Linked DNA regions of Homo sapiens: all the other regions are linked to region 3. The links are chromatin contacts, found by Hi-C or POLR2A ChIA-PET in ENCODE. All regions are on one chromosome and are shown on one strand. Each heading gives the region's core, a stretch centred on a gene start or an enhancer-like site at or near the end of the contact. The rest is flanking DNA. Distances are from core to core; before and after follow the strand shown.

Region 1 (4,943 bases), core at 1,176-3,675, 380 kb before region 3:
CGCCCGGCTAATTTTTGTATTTTTAGGAGACAGGGTTTCACTGTGTTAGCCAGGATGGTCTCCATCTCCTGACCTGTGATCCTCCCGCCTCGGCCTCCCAAAGTGCTGGGATTACAGACGTGAGCCACCGCACCCGGCTCCACTCGTTTTTTAAGAGAGGGTGTCGCCCTGTTTCCCAGGCTGGAGTGCAGTGGCACAACAATGGTTCATTGCGGCCTCCACCTCCCAGGCTCAAGTGATCCTCCAGCCTCAGCCTCCTGAGTAGCTGGGACTACAGGCACGGACCACAACACCTGGCTAATTTTAACACTTTTTGTAGAGATGGGGTCTCGCTGTGTTCCCCAGGCTGGTCTTGAAGTCCTGAGCTCAAGCGTTCCTCCTGCCTCGGCCTCCCACAGTGCTGGGATTACAGGCATGAGCCACTGCGCCCGGCCTGCTGTTCACTTGAATGCAGCATTCCACAGCATGGGGGAACCCGGATGAAGGCTGTGTGAAGGCCCACACTGGACAAGGACCCCCCACGGGGCCTTCCCCATCAGACTGGAGCTGTCATTCCCCCACAGCACAGGATGGACAGGGGGAACGTCCAGGCTCGGGCCAGCCCCCAGGAGTCCAGGCAGCCCTGGAGTGTGGGGAAGGGAAACAGGCCCAGCTCAGCCTACTGACCCCGCTGTCTTCCTGTTCCAGACACGACCGACTTCCAGGAGAGCTTTGTCACCTCCGGCGTGTTCAGCGTCACTGAGCTCATCCAAGTGTCCCGGAGTGAGTGTTCCCGTCAGCCCTGAGCTGGGTCTTGGAGAGGGGAGGGGGCCGCAGGGAGGAAGGAGCCCACCCCCCTCACCCTACTCCTTGTCCTTTCCAGACAACCCCCTGTGTCACTAAGCCAAGGTTCCTAGAAAGGGAGGTGGCCAGGCCCTTCCCAGAGCCCAAGGTCAGGGCTCCCTCCCACCTCTCCAGGAAACAGAATCTAAATGCTGGATGGCAACTAAGGAAACTTCTGCCCCAGCATCCCTCCTCCTCCCTGGGGCCTCCACTGTCCTGTCCCAGGAGACCCCAAAGGACCCCGCCCCTCCTGTCCCCTTGCTTTCTCTGCTGACCTGCTGGGGACCCAGCACATTCCGTCACACACTGTCTGAATCCCACCCCAGCGAGTCCTGGGCGCTGTCCTTCTTTAGCCCTGACTGACACCTTCCCTGTCCAGATCAGCAGAGCCTGGCCTCCAGCTTTGGCTACACCTCTGCCTCACAGTGTGCTCTTGGCCTCTCCCCATGGCCTTGGTCCTCTGATCCATAGAATAAAACTGGTTTCAGCCACCCTAGGAACCGGGCCAATATGGGAAGGGGGTCCCCCTTTGGACTGCACCCAGTGGCTTTCCCTACCTCTCTAAAGCAAACCGCAGCACTGGGCACTGCTTCCTGCCTCACTCTCCTCTGTCACCCTCTGCAGCACCCGTGGTGACTGGAACAGGACCCAACTTCTCCCTGGGGGAGCTGCAGGGGCACCTGGCATACGACCTGAACCCAGCCAGCACTGGCCTCAGAAGAACGCTGCCCAGCACCTCCTCCAGTGGGTAAGTACCCAGGTCCCCACCTCTGGGCATTTCATGACCCCATTCATCAACCCATCCCCTCTGGCCCGAGCTGACTCATTCCTCTCCCTGGAATACCTCTTTTCACGATTCACCTGGCCTGAGAAACTCCTACTCATCTCATCCTTCAAAACCCAGCCAGCCCCACGTGCCTCTTCCCCTAGCCCTGACAGCCCACCGTGGGCTCCCCCAGCCTCAAGTCCTGCCGGCTCAGCCAGCCCTTAGGACCCTCCCCACCCAGAAGAATGCAGACACAGGTTGTTGCTGAGATATGCTTTGTGACCTCGAGCAGGTCACACTGTGTGTGCCCCAGTTTCCCCATCCATAAAATGGGATCATACCCCTAACAGGCAGTTCTGAGGACTACAGGTGGCCAGGAGATTAGCCAGGCTGCCTGGGTTTTGGTCTCCACCATGCTAGCTTGGTGTCCGACCTGTGTTGAGACCCTCCCTGCCTCTGGCCCGGGTGTCCCATCCAAGCAATGGACAGGTTGGAACAGGCGTTCGTAGGGAACGGGCTGAACGCCCGCGGCTCCCGCGATGTCTCGCGATACTACCTCCCTCGCCCCCGCTCACTTAAGGACCGGAAGTAGCAAAGCCCGCCGTCGCGCCCCCCGCCCCGCGTCTCCCTGGTAACCAGCCTCTCCCCTTCCCTCGCCCATAAGGAGCAAGCGGCACAAATCGGGCTCGATGGAGGAAGACGTGGACACGAGCCCTGGCGGCGATTACTACACTTCGCCCAGCTCGCCCACGAGTAGCAGCCGCAACTGGACGGAGGACATGGAAGGAGGTAGGGCTGGTGGCGGGGGCGGAGCCGGCCTTCCGGTCTGAGTCACCGTGGCGGGAACTACGTCTTCCGGCAGCCACTGCGCGGGCGCCGCGGGGCAGGAAGCCGGCCTGGAGCCGCGGGGCCTCCTGGGAATTGTAGTCGTCCCGAGCTGCGCTTGGCTGGAAGTACGGTCCGGGTTCGCGTTCTCGGATCTCTTTGGTTCCGCTGCGGCGAAGGAGGGCAGAGACTGTCCCCTGCCTGACTCTCCTGCCCTCCGGCCGTGAATGCCACATCTCTGTGGGGTCCCCGAGCTGCAGGATGGACTCAGTAGTGACTCTGATCAACAGGGCGCCTCTTCCTGGGATCTGTCATAGAATCCCTCGTCTGTAGGGACCCTGTTTGTCCTCTTCCCCTCTAGAAGGTCCTGAGATGCCGGATCCCTTCTCATTGGGGTCCTTCTTGAGGTTACTTTTTTTTTTAACCAGGTTCCCATCTCCATGGGATCTTCTGGTTCTGCAGGAGACTCGTCTCCTTTCTGTAGGGTCTCCATTCCCATGGCGTCGTTTTCTAGGAAGATTTTATCCTCTTGCTTTTCTGTCTTCAGAAGGGTCCTCTCTGGGGTGTCTTTCTTTCTTTCTTTCTTTCTTTCTTTTTTTTGAGATGGAGTTTCGCTCTTGTTGCCCAGGCTGGAGTGCAATGGCGCGATCTCCGCTCACTGCAGCCTCCACCTCCCTGGTTCAAGCAATTGTCCTACCTCAGCCTCCCAAGTAACTGGGATTACAGGCATGCACCACCATGCCCGGCTAATTTTTTCTATTTTTAGTACAGACGGGGTTTCACCATGTTGGTCAGGCTGGTCTCAAACTCCCGACCTCAGGTGATTCGCCCGCCTCGGCCTCCCAAAGTTCTGGGATTACAGGCGTGAGCCACCACGCCCGGCCTCTGTTTTTGTTTGTTTGTTTGTTTGTTTGTTTTTGAAACGGAGTCTCGGTCTGCTGCCCAGGCTGGAGTGCCGGGGTGCAATCTTGGCTCACTGCAGCCTCGACCTCCCAGGTTCAAGTGATCCTCCTGCCTCAGCCTCCCAAGTATCGGACTGCAGGTGCATACTGCCATGCGCCGTTAATTTTTTTTTTTTTTTTTTTTTTTTTTTTGGTAGAGATGGGGTCTCACTATGTTGCCTAAGCTGGTCTTGAACTCCTGAGTTCAAGTGTGATCTTTCCTCCTGCCTCGTCCTCCCAAAGTGCTGGGATTCCAGGTGTGAGCCACCATGCCGGGCCCCTCTTATTTTTTTTTAATTTTTGTTTTTTGAGATGGAGTCTTGCTCTGTCACCCAGGCTGGAGTGCAGTGGCGAGATCTTGGCTCACTGCAACCCTTCCTCCTGAGTTCAAGCAATTCTCCTGCCTCAGCCTCCCAAGTAGCTGGGATTACAGGCACCCACCACCACACCCGGCTAATCTTTATATTTTTAGTAGAGACAGTGTTTCACCATGTTGGCCAGTCTGGTCTCAAACTCCTGACCTCAGGTGATCCACCCACCTCGGCCTCCCAAAGTGCTGGGATGACAGGTGTGAGCCACTGCTCCCGGCCACCTGTAGGATTTTTAGAAGCAGTATAACATTAGGATTAAGAGGTCAGATTCAGGCATTGGAGAGACCTGGGTTCAGATCCCAGCCCTGCCCGTGTCTAGCTCTGTGTGCTGTGTAACCTGGGGCACATCACTTAACTTCTCTAAGCCTCAGTTTCTTCATCTCCACAATGGGGGTGATGTGAATAATGTTCTTTGGGAGCTACAGGAGGAGGAAGGGTAGGATGTGCGTGAAGCAACCGTCTGGCCCATGCGACATACCCGGGAAACGGGAGGTCACTGTCATCCACGTCTTTATAACATTCCTGTCTCTGACCAGGCTCGGTGGCTCACGCCTGTAATCCCAGCACTTTGGGAGGCCGAGGCAGGCGGATCACGAGGTCAGGAGATCGAGACCATCCCGGCTAACACAGTGAAACCCCGTCTCTACTAAAAATACAAAAAAAATAGCCGGGCGTGGCGGCGGGTGCCTGTAGTCCCAGCTACTCAGGAGGCTGAGGCAGGAGAATGGCATGAACCCGGGAGGCGGAGCTTGCAGTGAGCTGAGATGGCGCCACTGCACTCCAGCCTGGGTGACAGAGCGAGACTCCGTCTCAAAAAAAAAAAAAAATTCCTGTCTCTTTCCGGCACTCGGACGCATCTAGTTGTGACATTTCAGGTGCCAAGGCCCCTCCCTTCCACAGTGTGGGCTCCCAGAGCAGGAACATTCCTAAAGGGTCTCCATCCCTCAGGGGACCTGTCTCAGTATTTATGAGGTTCTTTTTTTGTTTGTTTGTTGTTTTTGTTTTGAGATGGAGTCTTGCTTGTTTTGAGAGATCACGCCAGTGCACGCCAGCCTGGGCAACAGAACGAGACTATGTCTCAAAAAAAAAAAAAGAAAAAAAAAGTCACTTCTGTTTCGTTTTTTTTGTTTTTTGTTTTTTGTTTTTTTTTTGAGACGGAGTTTCGCTCTTATCACCCAGGCTGGAGTGCAGTGGTGCAATCTCGGCTCCACCTCCTGG
Region 2 (4,391 bases), core at 444-2,943, 300 kb after region 3:
CCTGTAATCCCAGCACTTTTGGGAGGCAGAGGCAGGCGGATCACGAGGTCAGGAGATCGAGACCATCCTGGCTAACACAGCGAAACCCCGTCTCTACTAAAAATACAAAAAATTAGCCGGCTGTGGTGGCGGGCGCCTGTAGTCCCAGCTACTCGGGAGGCTGAGGCGGGAGAATGGCGTGAACCTGGGAGGTGGAGCTTGCAGTGAGCCAAGATTGTGCCACTGCACTCCAGCCTGGGCGACAGAGCTAGACTCCGTCTCAAAAAAAAAAAAAAAAAAAAAAACAAACTTAAAAAGCTACTCAAGCGTGCTGGTGCACCTGTAGTCCCGGCTACCTGGAAGGTTGAGGCAGGAGGATCGTTTGAGCCCAAGAGGTGGAGGCTGCAGTGAGCTAGGATCATGCCACTGCACTCCAACCTGGGTGACAGAGAGAGACCTTGTACCCCCTACCCCCCACAAAAAAAGAAGGAAAAAAATGCAAAATAAAGATGACATAGAAATATGAGGAAACAGCGTAGAAATACAGGGAAATGGCTGCAGCAGCCAGGACATGGATGCAACACCTGTGCGTGCCGGGTGCCATCCTGGGAGGAGCTCACACAGTCCTCACCCCAGCAGGGACTACGACCTCCCTCAGCTTCACAGCAGAAGCGGCAAGAGTCCTGTCCCGAACCCGTGGTAAGGGTGAGCGGTGGGGCCGAGACCTGACCCGGACGCCCATCCTCAGCCCCGGTGCTAAGCTGCCCCTTTGCCTCACTGGGGTGGCCTGGGAGGGAATGAATCAGGTGCTGGGCAGGCCCTTCCATGGAAACCTATGGGCACTCAGGTGAATTCCGAGAGCATCGTTCAGCATGGAGAGAATTCACAGGGCCGGCGAGGATGGCAGGGATGGCCCCCTTGGATGACTTTACTTCCACGGATGCTGCCCTGTCAGGGCTCACCCAATGCTTTAAAAATCAACGTGCTCCACGTTGTTTTTGTTTGTTTGTTTGTTTTGAGATGGAGTCTCGCTCTGTGGCCCAGGCTGGAGTGCAGTGGCACGATCTCAGCTCACTGAAAGCTCTGCCTCCAGGGTTCACGCCATTCCCCTGCCTCAGCCTCCCAAGTAGCTGGGACTACAGGCACCCGCCACCATGCCTGGCTAATTTTTTTTGTATTTTTTTTTTTTTTTTTAGTAGAGACGGGGTTTCACCACGTTAGCCAAGCCAGAATAGTCTCGATCTCCTGAACTCGCCTCGGCCTCCCAAAGTGCTGGGATTACAGGTGTGAGCCACCGCCCCTGGCTAGACCACCTCGGAACTTTTAAAGGGTGCACTCCATAACACAGACAGCACGGCCTGTGTCTCCCTCCTGCAGCCTGGTGGTCTGTGTGGTGTCCCCTGGGGTGCCAGCACCCACTCTGGGAACCCCCATTTTAAATTCACCAAGAATAGAGGTTGGGGGCGGGTTGCCACACTGTCCCCTTTCTGCATGGGAGGAAGGGGGCTCGAGAACTGAGTCAGCCACACAAAACGAGGATGGACAGAACTCCTGAGTAGCGAGGGTGCCTGCCGGGCGCGAGGAGGAGGGGGAAGACGAGGAAGACGAGGAGGAGGAATAGGGAGCACCACATGACAGAGGGGCTGCCTCAGACCACAAAGCGCTTCCTCATCCTTTCCTCGCCCTTTGATGCCGCCGGCAACGTGACTCTGCGAGCAGCGGGGCAGACGCCAGGTCTCCCTCGCAGGCGGGAAAGGGGCTCCAAGGCGGGTGCTGCCTTGCTCGGGTCACATGGCTACGTGGGGGCCTTGCTCAAATTCACTTCCTGCCTTCATTACAAAACTGTCAAAGGGGATCGCACGTTTGCAGGGTGTCACCCAAGCATTCTGGTTTTGCAAACGACGCTGTGCGGCAGGCGGTCTGATACCTGATGAGCTCGGTGTGGCGGGGTCGGCAGCATTTCCTCCGGGGTTTTGAGCTCTGGCCACTTCTCCTTTTGTTCCACCCAATCTCACCCACTTCTGGGCTTCGAGGCCAGAGTGTCTTAACAAGGGGGCACGTCAGAGTCAATGAAGGGGGTGCCTGTACCCCACCCTAGAGACTGTGGTCCCACAGATCTGAGCTGGGGGAGGCACAGGCCTGCCTTGACAAGCTCAGACTGCCACACTTTCCTGAGAAGGCCATTTAAAAACAGTCATCAGCTTTGTTATGTTTTGAGACAGCATCTCGCTCTGCTGCCCGGGCTGGAGTGCAGTGGCGTGACCAAAGCTCACTGTAGCCTCAACCTCCTGGGCTCAAGTGATCTTCCCACCTCAGCCTCTCATGTAGCTGGTGCTATTTTTATCCCCATTTTTAAATGTTGTTAACAATTTTAAAACAGGCACGTGCCACCACACTCACCTAATATTTTAAATTATAGAGATGGTTTCTCACTATGTTGCCCAGCCTGGTATCGAACTCCTGGGCTTAAATGATCCTCCCACCTCAGCCTCCCAAAATGGTAGGATTACAGGCATGAGCCACCGTGCCCGGCCTAATAGGGATCAGTTTTTAATTGCATCTACCCTGGAACCCAGCAATTCCCTCACACAGCTTACCTCACAGGTGTGCCTGCGAGTCAGTGCCATGTTATTTGAGATAGGGCAGAGACTGGAAACAACCTACGTACCCCCCAAAACGGGAGTGTTTTCCCTCTCTGCTGTCATAAGGACGCCCGGGATACAGCAAGAGAAAAAGCAAAGCTGGGAGGAAGACATGAGTGCTTAAAAAACAAAATCATTGGCTGGGCGCGGTGGCTCACACCTGTAATCCCAGCACTTTGGGAAGTCGAGGCAGGTGGATCACCTGAGGTCAGGAGTTTGAGACCAGCCTGGCCAAGATGGTGAAACCCTGTCTCTACTAAAAATACAAAAATTAGCCAGGAGTGGTGGCGGGCGCCTGTAATCCCAGCTACTCGGGAGGCTGAGTCAGAAGTATCACTTGAATCTGGGAGGTGGAGGTTGCAGTGAGCCGAGATTGTGCCACTACTAGATTCTAGCCTGAGTGACAGAGTGAGACTGCCTCTCAAAAAAACAAAAAGAAAACAAAACAAAACCAAAGGCATCTACATATACATACTTGTATGGCATCGACTGCCTTGAGAAGGATCCCCTGGAAGCCAGCGCACTGTTGCCTCTGAGGAAAGGGGCCGTGAGGGGGTCTTCCTTCTCCCCAACATGCTCTGTTCCGTGGAGGCCCTGCCCCTGCCCCTGCCCCGGACGCACTCACCATGTGTTCCATGCAAATGCTGATCTCCCCGTCACTGTAGAAGGCCCCGTAGAAGCCCACGATGTACGGCGAGTTGCATTCGTGCAGGACCTGCAGCTCGCGGATGATCTGGTTCCGGATGGCCGGCTTGATCTCAAGGTGGATCAGCTGCAAGGGGAGAGGGGCGAGACTGGCTTGGGGGGTGCCCGAAAACGGGATGAAGGCATTTGGGGCCTCTGCTCTGCAGGCGTTCCCAACAGTGGTCAAGACCAACTCAGTACCCCCTCCGCAATTCCACCCCTAGGTGTCTGCCTAGAAGTGGACACATACGTCCACACAGAAACGTGTCCCAAGTGCTCACAGCAGCACGACTCACAGCAGGCAAGGGTGGAAAGAACCCAGGCGTCCACCCAGGGCAGAACAGGCCAACCCAGCGCAGCCCACCCCTCACTGAAACAGGACTCAGCCGTAAAGAGGAACCAGGCCAAGACCCCGGCCACAGCGTGGGTGAACCCTGAGGATGTCATGCTTAGTGCGAGATGCCAGACACAAAAGGCCACATAATATGTGATCCCATTTCTGTGAAATGTCCAGGACAGGCTGATCCAGAGACAGGAAGGGGATGTGTGGGTGCCGGGGGCTGGAGGAGGGGATGGGGGTGACTGCTGATGTGGACAGGGTTCTTTTTGGGGTGATGGAATACTGTAAAATTGACTGTGGTGATGAGGACGATGCCGTGAATATCCTACAATCCACTGAGTCACATACTTTCAAAGGGGACACTGTAAGGTATGTGAATTACACCTCAATAAACCTGTTTTCAAAAAAGACCAATTAAGCAAACACTTAATTCCCACTCAGTTGTAGTGGGAGCTGTGTGAAAGCATTTTTCCCCATCAAATCAGACTTTGACAAAGTGCTTGCCTTTCCCAGGAGGGAGGCAGGGCAATGGCTCCCCTCCAGGCCTCTCTCCACTTGGGGTGGGTCTATCCCGAGCCCCTTCCCACCCTCAAGCTGGAGACACCCCGTGGAGACGTTAGCCACACAGAGCCGCGGGCGCCCCTGAGAATTCTCCCTCTCCTTCAACCCAAGTTCAAGACGGCAGGGGAAATTTTCATCAAGTTGACCCCGGTGCCACTTTAAAAAGGCAAGAAGCCAAAGATCCG
Region 3 (5,025 bases), core at 601-3,100:
GGCTCCTTCGAGGGAAAAGGTCTGTCTCTCAGCCTGGGCCTGTCAGGGCCATGGAGGCCCTTGGGGGTCCCAGTGGAGGGCCGGGCCGCCAGGCACTGCCTTACCCAGGCTGGCAGGGCCCCCCAGGTGGGCACACGCCGGCAGAGGTCCCTCAGGACCCTGATGACGATCACGCATGGCTGCAGGCCGCTGGCTCGAGCCTTCGGGGGAGAAGCACACGGTTAGCTTTCAGGGGCTCACGTGGCCACACGGCATGGCGCCGGGCTCTGTCGTGAGCGTGAACCCCAGGGAGGATAATAGGGAGCCTGGCGGGCCTCGAAGGTGGCGGGTGGAAACAGAGTCCACTCCCACATGAGCCCGGTGCCACCAGGCTGTTGAGTGGCCACGAGACGGCAGCGTCCCCACCCCCAGGGCAGCACCCACTCCTTCCACACTTCCCGACCCCATCAGCCAGGAGCCAGCGTTGGTTGTCAAGTCAGCACTCGGCCAGGAAGCTGATGGCAGGCGTCCCGGTCTGCGCTGGGAGCCCACGGGGCTGAGGCGGCCGCGCCGGGTTGACCTGGTGCCTCTGAGCTACGTTCCTCAAAGTCACCCCTCTCCCCCTGCTCCACCCCTGCCCCCCTGACCTGAAACCACCTGGCATGACGGAGGGCGGCCAGGGACTCGAGGCACTTCTTGGGGCTCAGGACATCACCTGCATCAGCCTGAGGCTCCTCCACACCTTCTAGAAGAAAAACCTCGAGGTGTGCGGGGAAGGTGCCTCGTCCCGCTCTGCTGCCGACGGGGTGAGGGGCTCAGTTTGGGCCCCTCGACGCTTTTTTTTTTTTGAGACACAGTTTCACTGTGTCACCCAGGCTGGAGTGCAGTGGCATGATCTTGGCTCACTGCAACCTCTGTCTCCGGGGTTCAAGTGATTCTCCTGCCTCAGCCTTCCAAGTAGCTGGGATTACAGGTGCCCGCCACCACATCTGGCTAATTTTTGTATTTTTAGTAGAGACGGGGTTTCCCCATGTTGGCCAGGCTGGTCTTGAACTCTTGACCTCAGGTGATCCTCCCACCTCAGCCTCCCAAAGTGCTGGGATTACAGGCGTGAGCCACCGTGCCCGGTGGGGATTTTATTTTTTACGTATTTAGAGACAGGGTCTCGCTCTGTGGCCCAGGCTGGAGTGCAGTGGTGTGACTGGAGCTCACTGCAACCTCGAACTCCTGGGCTCACGTGATCCTCCTGCCTCAGCCTCCTGAGTAGCTGGGACTGCAGGCGTGCACCACCACACCCAGCTAATATTTATTTATTTATTTATTTGTTTGTTTGTGTTGAGATGGAGTCTCACTCTGTTGCCCAGGCTAGAATGCAGTGGCGCAATCTTGGCTCACTGCAACCTCCGCCTCTCGGGTTCAAGTGATTTTCCTGCCTCAACCTCCTGAGTAGCTGGGATTACCGGCGCACGCCACCACGCCCAGCTAATTTTTATATTTTTAGTAGAGACAGCGTTTCACCGTGTTGGCCAGGCTGATCTCGAACCCCTCACCTCAGGTGATCCGCCGGCCTTGGCCTCCCAAAGTGCTAGGATTACAGGCGTGAGCCACCGCGCCTGGCCAAATTTTTTTGTTTTTTTTATAAATGGGGTCTCACTACCTTGCCCAGGCTGGTCTCGAATTTCTGGGCTCAAGCAATCCTCCCACTTGGACCTCCAAAAGTGCTGGGATTAGAGAGGTGGGCCGCTGTGCCCGACCTAAAAAGGGAGTTTTAGAAGCTCACCTCCCCACCACGCTGGGCCTGGGGAGAGGAAGCGGGGGCAGGAAAAGGCCGACAGGAAGTGCACTTTCCTGGGGGGCGGCTCACGGGGCTCTTCTGTCACTGATCTGTCCTCACAGAAGGATTTCCGCTCACTTCATCACCCACCCGAGCCAGGAAAGAGCCACTGTCTAGTGGCCGCCAACCCTTAACCCGCCCCCACAACCGCGCCACTCCCCAGCCTCCTCCGCATTTGTGTCACAGCCTTCAGCTAGCGCCAAAAGCCACTCTCTTCCCCACACTGTACTTAGTTTTTAGATGACTATTTGTGAGGACTGATCGTGACTTTCCATTTAATGATTCAAGGCTCTTATTAAAAAACAAAACAAAACACTTAAGCTTTAAAAAACAAATTGGGCCAGGCATGGTGGCTCATGCCTGTAATCCCAGCACTTTGGGAGGCCGAGGTGGGTGGATCACCTGAAGTCAGGAGTTCGAGACCAACCTGGCCAACCTGGTAAAACCCTGTCTCTACTAAAAATACAAAAAAATTAACTGGGTATAGTGGCGCACACCTGTAGTCCCAGCTACTCGGAGGCTGAGGCAGGAGAATCGCTTGAACCCAGGCGGCGGAAGTTGCAGTGAGCTGAGATTGCGCCATTGCACTCCAGCCTGGGCAACAGAGCGAGACTCTGTCTCAAAAAACAAACAAACAAAAAATACCAAATCGATTGAAAGAGAAACATCAGTAGGTCATGGCCCTCAGTTATGACCAAAAAAGATTACGAAGGGGGTAAAAGATGATAGGAGTTTGGAAAACTGCCCTAGAGACTGTTCTGGAAGATTCCACAGCTGGCTGAGACTTCGGGAGCACAGACGTGCAGTGTGTTACTGATGCCTGTCTTCGCTGTGGCCGCTGGCCAAGACCCTCGCTGCCCCTAGCCTGGCCCGGCCCCTCACCCACCCTCCCAGGCCTGGCAGGTCTGGCTTTAAGACCCCCGATTCCCTACATTCCTAATCAGTGGCACTGGGACTGTGGTGACTGATGGACAGAGTCAAACTGAGCTTCTGCCGTGACCCAGGGGAAATGGCTCAGACCTGTCCTTTGCCGCCAGGGCTGGTGTCACCAGGGCCTGAGAAGCAGGTGCCAGCCCTGGGTAAGGGCAAGGGAGGTGACACGGTGTCGCTTGCCCGAGCAAGGCCCCTGCAGCCAGGCTCTGAGCCCATCTGATGCTGTCACCGACTCGCCGCCTCTGCTGCCCGGAGACCCAGCTCTTGTGTGACCCATGGAATCCTCAGGGGGACAGCAGTGCTGGAGCGTGGCTGCTGTGGCATTTCCTGCTCAGGGCAGAGGCGGACGCTGCCCCAGGCCTGGGTGTGGGGAGCGCCCTGGGGAAGCGTGAGGGGGACAGTGGTTGGAAGGAAGGGCTGGGCCGCACCTGGGTCTGTGGAGGGGTCCTCCCGCATCAGAGGTGAGGTGACAGATATGGTGACCTGCATCCTGGGCTCCTCACAGGAGGAGATGACAATGTTGGCTTCAGGGTCGGAGGAGACCTCATACTCATCCTCGGTCACCATCTGGGAGGGGTAAATACAACACAAGGCCACCTTACTGCAGCCCAGATTCATGTGTAAATCAGCCAGGATGTGGTTGGTGTGTGTAAATTAATCCCGTCGGGCCTCCCACACTTGCTGCCTGGGTGCCGGGCCCTGTGCCCTGTGTCTGGAACCTCCAAGTGACCAAGACACAGCCGCAGCCCTCCAGGAGTGCACACATGTAGAGATATGTACAGACAACAGATCATGTGATGCAAGGAGCCTCCATATGTAAAGAATACCTGTAATTCAATAACAAGAAGACCAGCAATCCAATAAAAAAATTGGTGAGTGAAATAACAGATACCTGGCAGAAAAAGAAACACAAATGGCCCTTTTTACACAGTGACACACATTACCCCATAGTCAGGGAGGAGTAAACTAAAACCATAATGAGACGCCACCATCTCCTGTGAGCAGGACATAGCTCAAGAGGTCTGTGTCACAGTCTGGTCTTCCTGTCCATGGTCATCACCCTCCATGAGGCCTGTGCTCACACCTGAGCCTGGCCTCCCACCTGAAACGCACCTCTCTCCCCATCCTCCATCCCTTCCCTTCTCAGGGCCTCCCTGCTGCAAGGCAGCCCCCAGGGGGCTCCGTTGACATTACTGGGGTGGATGTTGTCAGCTTCCCCACAGCCTTATACATTCTCATGGGGCTCAGTTATTGTCTTTGCCACCAGGCTGCAAGTTTTCCAGAAAGCAGGGGCTGTATCTATCATGTTGTGGCCACTGTCATGTTGTAGGTGTGCAGGAAATGTGAGATGCAATTATTGAAGTCAGAGCATGTCACTCCCCTGCTCAAAACCCTCCAGCCTCCCCACTTCCCTAAGAATGCAATCCTACCTCCTGGTACGGCCTTCAGGCCTGGCTTGATCTAGGTGCCCCCTCATTCCCTCGTGCCCACCCCTCCTTGCTCTGGGCCTCCTGCTTTTTGGCCTCTGCAGGTGCTGGTCATTCTATGGGGAACACTGTCTCCCCGACCAGGCACTGCCCATCCACTGGGCATCCAGTGCCCACTGGAAAAGTCAAAGGAGTAAGGCTGAGTTTTCCCAGGGATGGTGACAGACGCTCAGGAAGAAGGAACGACTCTGGGGACTGATTTTTCATTTTTCTTTCTTTCTTTTTTTTTAAGACAGAGTCTTACTCTGTGGCCCAGGCTAGAGTGCAGTGGCACTATCTCTGCTCACTGCAACCTCTGCCTCCAGGGCTCAAATGGTTCCCCTCCCTCAGCCTCCTGAGTAGCTGGGATTACAGGCGCCCACCACCATGCCCGGCTAATTTTTGTATTTTTAGTACAGATGGGGTTTTACTATGATGGCCAAGCTGGTCTCGAACTCCGGACCTCAGGTGATCCACCTGCCTTGGCCTCCCAAAGTGTTGGGATTACAGGCATGAGCCACCACGCCAGGCCCGATTTTTCTTTTTAAACCTAAGATGATCAATGTAAATTCTTCAGTATGAGAAGAGTATATGAAAATTCTCTAGAGGAAAAAAATTCAGTTGACATTTCACAGCCCTAAAATTGAAATTGGGTTTTTGCTTTTCTTACGGCTTCCTAGTCGCCATTGCTGCGAATGTTTTCTGTGCAGCTTTCATCATCATTTACTCTTTTTGAATTTCTTTTGAGACTGAGTTTTGCTCTGTTGCCCGGGCTGGAGTGCAGTAGTGAATCACAGCTCACTGAAGCCTCGA
Region 4 (4,555 bases), core at 507-3,006, 310 kb before region 3:
CAGGTGCGCGCCAGCACACCCGGCTCATTTTTGTATTTTTAGTAGAGATGGGGTTTCACCAGATTGGCCAGGCTGATCTTGAACTCCTGACCTCAAGTGATCTGCCCGCCTCAGCCTCCCAAAGTGCTGGGATTACAGGTGTGAGCCACAGCTCACGGCCATCACATCAATTTTAGAACATATCCATCAACCCCCCAAAATAAAGTCCATTCCAGTCACTCCTGATCCCCCTCTCCCAGCCCTTGGCAACCACTAATCCACTTCCTGTCTCTATGGATTTGCTTATCTGGACATTTCGTATCAATGGAATCACTCACTATGTGGTCTTTTGTATCTGGCTTCTTTCACTGGGCATGATGCTTTCGAGGTTCATCCAATCTGTAGCCTGTGTCCGAGCCTCATTGCCTCATATTGCAAAACACCGTGTCATTGTATGAATGGAGCATTTTCCCTTCATCTGTGGATGTACATTTGGGTTGTGTGCACTTTGTGGATGTTATGAATAAAGCTGCTATGCACATAGGTGTGTGAGTTTTTGCGTGGATGTTACATGTTTGTTTCTCTTGGGTAGATACCTAGGAGTGTTACTGCTGTGTCATGTGGCAATTCTATGTTTAACCTTTTTTTTTTTTTTTTTTTTTTTGAGACTGAGTCTTGCCCTGTTGCCTAGGCTGGAGTACAATGGTGCGATCTTGGCTCACTGCAACCTTTGCCTCCCGGGTTCAAGCAATTCTCCTGCCTCAGTCTCCCCAGTAGCTGGGATTACAGGCGCCTGCCACGATGCTTGGCTAATTTTTCGTATTTTTAGTAGAGACGGGGTTTCACTATGTTGGCCAGGCTGGTCTCGAACTCCTGACCTCAGGTGATCCACCCACCTCCACCTCCCAAAGTGCTGTGATTACAGGCGTGAGCCACCGCGCCCGGCCCATAATTTTTTTAAAAACCTGTTTTTTGTTTTTTTTTTCAAGACGTAGTGTTGCTCTGTCACCCTGGCTGAAGTGCAGTGGCGCAATCTCGGCTCATTGCAACCTCTGCCTCCTGGGTTCAAGGGATTCTTCTGCCTCAACCTCCCGAGTAGCTGGGATTAACTCCGTACCTCAGGTGATCCGCCCGCCTCGGCCTCCCAAAGTGCCGGGATTACAGGCTTGAGCCACCGCACCTGGCCTAAAAACCTGTTTTGTTCCCTGCTGTCTCACTGGGGCCTGGAGGAGCAGCACTTAGGAGCGCAATGCAGGTTTGTTGAATAAATTAATGACTCTCAGCAGTGACGTTTGTACGTTCGGGACACGCACCTGGTGTTGGGTCCCATCTGCGCTCATTAGGCGCGACGTCAATGCCGCACTGAGGTGTGCCTGGCTTCGATCTACCCTAGGAAGGGTCTGCCCTGGGGCGCCCCATTCCGCGACTGTCCCCAGTGGGAACCACGCCCTCCATCTACCAGAGCCATTTCTGCAACGTCTAGCACCCCGCGGGTCCTCTTCCGGCCGCGGTTGCCCTGGGCAACGCGTGGAGCCGCGCTTCCTGTATTGATTTGAATCGCGGGAGACGTCACGTCCTCCCGAGATGCCCAACGCGCGCAGGCGCAGCCACTCGGAGTGGGCAGGGCCTGGCTGGGTGTTGGGCAGGGCCTGGCGGTGTGTGGGGTAGGCGGGGGGCGTGGCCGCGATTAGCCGCGCGCGGCGTGGGGGCGTGGTCGGGTTGCGGGGGTGCGCGCGGCCGGCCGGGCGCGCGCGGCGGAGGGAGGGAGCCGGGAGGCAGCGGAGGAGCGACCGCCGCCATATTAGGGACCGCGGAGCCCGGGATCCCGTCAGCGGCGGCCGCGGCCGGGCCTGCGGGAGCTGCGGAGGCCGGAGGCGGGCGCTGTGCGGTGCCAGGAGAGGCGGGGTCGGCGGGAGCCAGCGAGCCACGGGAGCGAGCCAGGTGAGGCGGCCGGGGTCGGGGACCCGCCCCCCGGGCCCTAGGCGGCGGAGCTTGACTGCGACCCCCCAAAACCGGGACGGCGGGGCGGGCTGCGACCCCCACCCCAGCTCAGGCCCCTCCAGGAGCCCCCAGTCCCCTCGAATGCCGCCTCCCAGGCCGAACTAGGCCCGGGTGACCTCAGCATCCGCGTCTCCCGAGTTAACACCCAAATCCCAGCGTCCCCCCCACGTCGGGGCCTGCCGTGACCCCCACCCCGAGCCACCTGTAAGTCGTGACCTCCCCGCAGCCGCCGTCAGCGTCCACCATTCTTTTTAAAATAGGCTGAGCCCTGCACCCCCAACCAGGGGACCCCACTGCGCACCCCTAGAACAGCAGACCCCGCCTCCTAACCCGGGTGATTTCTCCCTGGCCTGTCATCCCCGGGACTTCCCAGTTCAGACCCTCCCAGCTTGGGTCCTGCCCACACGAAGCCGCCCCCCATCGCTGAGCCTGTGGTGTGCGATGGCTCGCCCAGGCCGCAACCAGCCCCTCGCCCCAGTAAAATGCAGTCCCAGCCCGGGACACCCGGAAACCTGTGTCTGTGGTCACTGTTGTGTCCACCAGTCCCCGCAGGCACGGGTTGAGTGCATGGATGTCCCCGTCTCACCTCATCTCGCTGATTTCTGCTCCCCCACCCTCCCAGCGTGCCCCCTACCAGCCCCCATTCCCCCGAAATCCAGCTCTCCCACCAAAGCCTCAGACGAGCTATCCGTGCACAAGCCCCTCCCTCCTCCGAACTGAACCTCCGTCCTGCGTCCTGCCCCGTGTCTTCTCCAAACGCAAGCCTGGCCATCTCGGATCCCCAGAATATGGAGTGTGCCCCCCATTCAGAGCCGTTTTACCCCTACTCAAACCTGTGACACCCCCTCCCCCTCTTCCACCGTCCAGACCTGTCTCCACCCCACGTCCTGAGACCCCCGATATGCAGATGTTCAGCCTAAATCTGTTTTGTCTTTTCCCCTGTTTTCTCCACCCCAAACTCATCCTCTGGTTCAGGGCGTCTCTCTGGTTCCGATTCCCCCGCCCCGCCCCAGTCTACCGGGCGATGACCTCATGCCTCTCCGTGGTGAGGCCCCCACCCCAACCTATGTGCTTTGAAGGAGGGTGATTTACCTAAGGGAAAACCATCCACCAAGGACACACACCACCAGCATGAGGGCAGCCTGCGGGGACTTTGAAGTGAAGGCGGAGTGGTCTCTCTCGGGGTGGGGGTGGGGATAGAAGCTGACGGCATCACCTAGGTTTGGTCCCCGGAGTGGATGTGTCGGGGGCCGTCTGTCATGCGGAATTCCGCGTGGGCCTCCTCCTGTGTCAGGGGCCCGTGTGTTTTGGCGACACCCGATTGTCATTTCCTTCGGAATCCCAAGTGGAGGCAGGTGTGCTGGCCACTGGCCGCTGCCCGGCGCCTTGAGCAGCGAGCGGAGTTGGGTTGCAGAGGGTTTTGCTAAGGGAGCAGACACTTACTCAAAGGCAAGCCCGGTGCTTTACTGGGGAGGGGTATCTTGGCAAGGTGGTACCCGCCAGTTTGCCCCTGTGACTTGCTTCCCAGGTCAAATTTCAGAACCTGTGCCCTGGCTGCAGGCAGTGGTGGGGGTAGGGGTTGGGGTGGGGCTTTGGGGTTTGGAGGAGGAGTTTCTAGAAACAGACAAGCCGGATTGGTCTTCAAGGTGGGGCTACATTGATTTTCTTTTTTTTTTTTTTTTTTTTTGAGATGGAGTTTCGCTCTGGGCTGAAGTCCAGTGGCGCGATCTCGGCTCACCGCAACCTCTGCCTCCCAGGTTCAAGTGATTCTCCTGCCTCAGCCTCCTGAGTAGCTGGGATTACAGGTGTGCGCACCACGCCCGGCTATTTTTGTATTTTAAGTAGAGACAGGTTTTCACCATGTTGGCCAGGCTGGTCTCCAACTCCTGACCTCAGGCGATCTGCCCGCCTCGAGGCCTCCCAAAGTGCTGTGATTACAGGCGTGCGCCACCGCGCTCGGCCTTACGTTGATTTTCAAACCACTTACTGTTTAATGGGGTTTCTGGTAGAGGGGTTTTGTAGACTGAGAACTTCTGGGTTTGGGAGTCCCAGAATGGAATTGGTTCTGAGGACCTTTTGCTTGGTGTCATTTAGAGGGGAGAGGATGGAAAGTCTGTGTGTGTAGGGCCGCTCCCGGGGACTCCAGGCAGAGGTGAAGATCCAGGGGCTTGGTCTTCTAGGAACTCAGCGCTGTCACTCCTTTCTCCTGGCGCAAAGCTCTCCACTGCCCAATTCTGTCCCCAGGGGACATTTGGCAGTATTTGAGCCAGGCATGCTGCTCAGTGCCCCCACTGTGCCCAGAACGGCCCAGTACAGAAAGCAGCCTGTCCCCAATGTCTGGACTGTGAGCCCCGTGAGGGCAGTGAGTGTGCCTGCCTGGTCCCCGCTCCGCCTCCGGCCTGCTCAGTGCCCTGGGCTGTGTGCTTGCCCACAGCGGGCCCCCTGTTGGCACTGCCACAGGGACCTGGGCACCTACCAGCAGGAAAGGGAGTGTTTGACCTCATCTCTCTTCTGCCCCCGACACCTCCCTGTGGTCACCAGTGACCTGCTCGTCAACTCCGCTTGTCACTGCCTT

Evidence for each region. Hi-C counts contacts between places; a loop is a spot of excess contacts on that map. ChIA-PET counts read pairs that join two places held with the same protein, here RNA polymerase II (POLR2A). Pooled maps may share reads with other maps.
Region 1: a pooled map shows a loop between it and region 3 (4-fold over the local background). The contact joins two enhancer-like sites. A Hi-C loop is called at or near these places in 1 of 50 pooled maps. POLR2A ChIA-PET finds 5 or more read pairs at or near these places in 2 of 52 experiments (activated CD4-positive, alpha-beta T cell and activated T-cell).
Region 2: a loop to region 3 is called in a map of natural killer cell, with 8 times the contacts of the local background. The contact joins two enhancer-like sites. A Hi-C loop is called at or near these places in 1 of 168 maps with a recorded cell type or tissue (natural killer cell) and 4 of 50 pooled maps. POLR2A ChIA-PET finds 5 or more read pairs at or near these places in 1 of 52 experiments (activated T-cell).
Region 4: a pooled map shows a loop between it and region 3 (11-fold over the local background). The contact joins the promoter of FZR1 here to the enhancer-like site in region 3. A Hi-C loop is called at or near these places in 2 of 37 single-sample maps with no recorded cell type and 8 of 50 pooled maps. POLR2A ChIA-PET finds 5 or more read pairs at or near these places in 1 of 52 experiments (WTC11).

Annotation. Positions count from the first base shown.
Region 1 is chr19:3,432,831-3,437,773 of GRCh38, forward strand. It overlaps NFIC (nuclear factor I C), which reads left to right. Exons shown (of 11, transcript NM_001245002.2): 4 at 688-762; 5 at 1,447-1,570; 6 at 2,253-2,377. Among named protein-coding and RNA genes, the nearest start is that of SMIM24, 45 kb to the right of the region's middle. RefSeq lists enhancers at 1,275-2,052, 2,053-2,830, 2,757-2,806. Within about 2 kb of position 2,426, at least 40 of the 41 ENCODE cell types and tissues checked have a DNase peak (open chromatin) inside an H3K27ac peak, as active enhancers do.
Region 2 is chr19:4,107,263-4,111,653 of GRCh38, forward strand. MAP2K2 (mitogen-activated protein kinase kinase 2) reads right to left here. Exons shown (of 11, transcript NM_030662.4): 3 at 3,247-3,393. Among named protein-coding and RNA genes, the nearest start is that of MAP2K2, 15 kb to the right of the region's middle. RefSeq lists an enhancer at 2,084-2,213. Within about 2 kb of position 1,694, at least 8 of the 41 ENCODE cell types and tissues checked have a DNase peak (open chromatin) inside an H3K27ac peak, as active enhancers do; they include natural killer cell, where a contact is called at or near this core.
Region 3 is chr19:3,810,646-3,815,670 of GRCh38, forward strand. It overlaps ZFR2 (zinc finger RNA binding protein 2), which reads right to left. Exons shown (of 19, transcript NM_015174.2): 14 at 3,175-3,313; 15 at 627-721; 16 at 105-200. Among named protein-coding and RNA genes, the nearest start is that of MATK, 27 kb to the left of the region's middle. Within about 2 kb of position 1,851, at least 13 of the 41 ENCODE cell types and tissues checked have a DNase peak (open chromatin) inside an H3K27ac peak, as active enhancers do; they include natural killer cell, where a contact is called at or near this core.
Region 4 is chr19:3,504,555-3,509,109 of GRCh38, forward strand. FZR1 (fizzy and cell division cycle 20 related 1) reads left to right here and starts at 1,757. Exons shown (of 14, transcript NM_016263.4): 1 at 1,757-1,920. RefSeq lists enhancers at 1,132-1,181, 1,232-1,491, 2,302-2,511 and a silencer at 1,812-1,961.